2 separate regions of the Homo sapiens genome follow, and region 2 is linked to region 1. The links are chromatin loops, found by intact Hi-C in ENCODE. Cell type or tissue: Calu3. All regions are shown on one strand.

Region 1 (2,500 bases):
AGTGAAATTCCTGGATCAAAGGATTGGACCTTTTAAATTTCCTGATAATCTTACCAAAATAATTCTTAGAAAACATGAATGACTTCATAATTGTATAAGTGGTATATGAGAGTATAAACTCAAATCAGCGTTGAATATTATCAGTTTTATTTTTGTCATTTTCCAGGCAAAAATAAAGTAGCAACTATAGCAGCTAATATTTGTTGAGCACTCATGCATCATGCACTGCACTGTACTGACTCACACAGGCCTCATGACGACCTTAACAAATAGAAACTATTGTTAATTTATAGATGAGAAAACTAACAGACTGTTACTAGCCTTCCCAAGTTAACATACAGCTAGTGAGTGATAGGATATTTTTGTTTTAATTTGTATTTGATAACTAATGATATTGAACATTTTTATATATTTACTAATAATTTGTATTTCTTTGAATTGAATTATGTCTTTGCCATTTTTTGTAGGGCATTAGATTTATTTGTATGAATCTACTAACTTATGTGAATAAATTTTTGTAATTAAAAAAATTTTTAAGACATTTATCAGTCATGAACAGTAAAACTTTTTGTCAGGTTTGTTGCAGGTATTTTTCCCAGTTCTCCATTTATCTTAATTTTTTTCTAATTCGATATGTTTTCAATATATAGGATTTTATGTAGTTAGGTCTACTGGTATTTTCCTCTATAATATTCCGTTGTCTTAAGATTTAAAAAATTGTATAACCTGAGATTAAATACACATCTGTATTTTTAATTATTTTTTATTCAACTATAATTCTACATTTTTATCTAATATATGGAATGAGAGTTTCTATAATATAAAAACTAAATATCAAAATATGCCAATCAATTAAATGAGTAATCTATCCAGTTCCTATTTATTAGGATTACTTTATTTATCATCTGTTAAATTACTACAAGCGTATCGCGGGTCTTTCTGTTTTCTATTCTGTATTATTTTCCAAAATTATTGATAATGTTTTGTATGTACTACCTGAATATATAAAGAATACAATATTGAGGAAGGGCCTCAGGGTCTAAAAATGGGTGTAACAAAGGTTTAAATGAATTGTCCCATCAGAAAATTCATTGGCATTTGTTTGAAGAATATTTTTTTCACAACCTAAAAATTCAAATGCTTTTGAATGGTAATGGTAATGATTTTAACAAAAACATTCTTAGAATTTACTTGTTCAGGGTTAGAAGTAAAGAGCATTTTAAAATGTTATGATTAGAGCATTTGGTGTTTTCTCTCAGAGAAAATAACTCTGAGGGGTAGTCTAGTGTTCTCTTATGTCACAGGGAAGGTGGTCAGACATGTTTTATCTAGATCTTCACTATTTACAAGCAGTGGGTGGTACCCATGGTTACCTACTCAAGCCTAGCTCTCAATGGGAAGTGCTGTAAATTGCTGATATAAACCCAGGTCTGTAATTTTGAAAGCCAGAGAAAGGAAACTGTGTTTGCCGAGTGTGATGACATAATCCCATCTGTAATGCCTAAATCTATTTTAGTTTCTCCTGATATTCACAGTAGAAAAATGTTAACCCTCTGAACTTGCATGTTATCAGGTAACTTTCTATTGAACTAGAATAGTGAGACAATAAAATTGCTCATTTAAGCATGGTCATTAACCTGAATAATACCTTAAGTGCATCTGTAGAAACAAATCTCTAGTCCTTACTGGAGAGGACTTGAGCTAGCCAGTTAGTCTGGACCTCTGAGAAGCTTTGTGCTGTACCCAAAGACACTTTGCAAGTGCATGACAGAACTAACCCTAGAATCCAGCCTCCTGACTCTCAGATTACTGTGCCCATTTACTTTGATGTAAATTTATTAGAGGGTACTAGAGATGTTTTCATATCATTAGTTTAGGGATGTTCATAATGGACTAATAGGGATCGAAAATATGAAAAATTTTTAAAGAATTCTTCACATTGAACTTTTAAAAACAAAAGTGGCATGGCAGATTGTTTTGATCATTTTGATCTAGAATTTCATATTTGCAAATATTTATGTCATGAGCACATTAGGTTTGTCTGCATCTTATGTGTTCAACCTGGAAAATTAAATGTCACAAAATATTAGAATAATTTTCAAATGTAAATACCAAGTAGAAATTGGGTAGAAATAAATTATATGTGTTTTTACTGGAAGTGAAAATTTTCATAATAAATTTTTTGAGAGTACTAAATCTATTATTACAGATTGGAAACCAAACATATGTTTAAAACTGTAGGCCACTGATCCTAAGGAAAAAAATTAACATGTAGCATATTTATCATATAAGAATAACCTGAAAGTGAGTATTTCCCAGAAAGATATGAAACATTTAATTTAATTACTTTTAATTTTAATCACCAGAGCCTTTTCTGTGTACAGCAGCTAAATACTCTATGGCTTACTGGTACCATAGGCTTCAATAAATTCTTACTAATCCTACCCATTAAACTTTTTCTTTATTGGTTGACCTGTATTCTTAACTCTTTCAGTGGTTT
Region 2 (2,500 bases), 120 kb before region 1:
AGAGGAAGTCATATTGTCTCTGTTTGCAGATGACATGATTCTGTATTTAGAAAACCCCAGTGTCTTAGCCCCAAAACTCCTTAAGCTGATAAGCAACTTCCACAGTCTCAGGATAGAAAATCAATGTGCAAAAATCACAAGCATTCCTATACACCAACAATAGATAAGCAGATCTGCATTTACAACTACATGACTACATCCCATGAACAAGGTAGTTTGGGGTTATGACAGTATTTTAGAAGAATTTAGAGGTCTTAATACTTTGATGTTTTTGGCTTGAAGGACAGTGTGTTCCCCCAACAAAAAGATGAAGTTCCTGAGGAGGAAGCAGTTTCATTTCTTATAACGGTAGTTCTCAAAGTATGGTCCCCATAGACCACTGATGGTCTTCTAGGATTCTCTGGGTGGTCTTCCAGCTGGTTTCTTGAAATTCTAAGGTTTATAATATGACAGTATCTGTAGTCTGTTTTATGGCATGGATTAATAATTTACTTGTGACATTTCTTAAGTATTTTTTCAGATGCCATTCTTCCCATGAGTCATGATGAGGTTTCTTTTCAGTGACATAGTGGGTATAGATGGAGTTGGTCACTCTTTTTTCCTCTCGTGAAATAATCCACAATATGAAATTGAGAACTGCTACCTTAGAGATGTCAAACTATTTATATGATTAAAGCTTTGAGAAAGTCCTTCACTGACAATTTGTAACACTAAAATAATTTTTATTTTTTAACTGAAATCCCAGTTTGCATGCTTAAAATTGACTCCTCAGTTGGCCAGAGAGAAGTGGCTTTATTCTAAAACTGGAAGAGATCCCATCCAAGAATCTAAGACCTAAGAATCTAAGATAACACTTTGAGTTGAAAGCGTAGGGTCACCTGGCCTGAAACCCAGCAGGCCTGGATTTATTTCTGATTCCATCACCCAGTAACCATGAGACCTTGATCATGTTATATTCCATCTCTCAAGCTATTTTTAGCAGTAAAATTTTAAAGTATTTGTTTTACCATAATTAAATTCCTGGTATAGTGCCTGACTCATTCATTCAATAAGTAATATATTGACTGTCTCTTCTAATGATAGCTGTTTGGATGCATAATAAGGTAAGATGTGATTCCTGACTACAAGTGATTTACAGATAAGTAGTGGAGGTAGAAAAGGAGATCTAGCCTAACATTACAGTGCTATCACCTATTCCCTAGTGCTGTAGATACCCTGAGAACCAGGGGATTAGGGGTTTCCCCGAGGATATGAAACCTGAGCTGAGTTTCAAAGGTTGAATAGGAGTTAGCTAGACAAAATTGGAAAGATTATTCCAACCTGATAAAGGATTCAAAGGCATACAAAGCAGGATTTGTGTAGAGAACTCAGCCCTGCAGTGAAAAGTGCATAGGGGCGAGGTTGGAAATGATAATAGAGATTGGCACAGAGGCTTAAGAAATCAATGAATGGACACTACCATTAGCATTAACACTGCACTGCCTCTACTACTACTGCTATTTTATTAGCAGCATTAGCATTTTAGATGTTTAGGTAAATGGGAGGGAACTGTAGTAGCTTAATTTGAATAAATAATTCAGCCCACTTTGTTACAAATGAAAGTATAGGAAAAATGTATTTTTCTTGACTTACATACCTGAAATTAATAAATTCTGTTAATATGGTGTACATTTCTGAGTTTCTCATTTTTAGAAAGGCAGTAAGGGGTTCTTGAAAGCCCTGAGTTGTTTGTAGCTTCAGTTCATTTAGTTTTATTCATAGTGAGTAAAAGCTGAATTTCAATCTCTACCATGCCCCAACAATTATAAATTTGAAATTAGTGAAAGCTGAATTAATGTGGTTTCATCAAATAGTAATGGTGCATAGCTATAATCAGATCATATTTATTTGTGAATTTCTTTCCTTTTTTTTCAGCCTTTAATATGTGTATAGTCTTCCATAGTAGAATAAGCTCCTTGAAGGCAAGCTGGGACATTTTTGCTTTCCATGTTTTCACCTCTTTTTGTTCTTCATTTCCAATTCTAAAAAGCATCTAATATTGTGTCTGCGTGTAGAATAAATGTTCAGAATTTATGTCATGAAGGGATTTTTAACTTAGGTGTAAGTCTCATCATTGCTCCCTGTGGGAATTTTGCCTGAGGAGGAAAAGGACTGTGTTAAAACTAACATTATCTCAGGTACCATGCTCACTACTTGGGTGACTGGATCATTCATACACCAAACCTCAGTGACACACAACTCACCCATGTAACAAACCTGTACATATATCCCTGACACTAAAATAAAGGTTGGAAAAATAAATAAGACCGTTTATTTCTATTTGTGTGCATTTGTCATTTCTCTCATTTTCATGGAGAACAAAACAAAATTAAATAGGTGTTAATTAAGTTAAAGATTTTATACTCTTTTTGTAATTTGCCTTGGTTTTGGTGTTTGTGTGTGTGCGTGTGTGTGTGTGTGTGTGTGTGTGTGTATGTGTGTATGTAAGATACAAGGCTCC

The links. Hi-C counts contacts between places; a loop is a spot of excess contacts. Peaks named below come from ENCODE experiments on the same cell type or tissue, not always from the same donor. Only the 100,000 strongest peaks of a DNase experiment are listed, where the experiment ranks them.
Region 2: a loop joins it to region 1, with 2.2 times the contacts of the local background. A loop is called at or near these places in 1 of 110 quality-filtered maps.

Annotation. Positions count from the first base shown.
Region 1 is chr6:44,924,504-44,927,003 of GRCh38, reverse strand. The region is part of intron 10 of SUPT3H (SPT3 homolog, SAGA and STAGA complex component); the gene reads left to right. Among named protein-coding and RNA genes, the nearest start is that of MIR586, 270 kb to the left of the region's middle. In Calu3, no CTCF peak of the experiment used is centred here; a DNase peak (open chromatin) is centred at 1,373.
Region 2 is chr6:45,043,116-45,045,615 of GRCh38, reverse strand. All of the region lies in intron 3 of SUPT3H (SPT3 homolog, SAGA and STAGA complex component), which reads left to right. Among named protein-coding and RNA genes, the nearest start is that of MIR586, 150 kb to the left of the region's middle. In Calu3, no CTCF peak of the experiment used is centred here; a DNase peak (open chromatin) is centred at 1,255.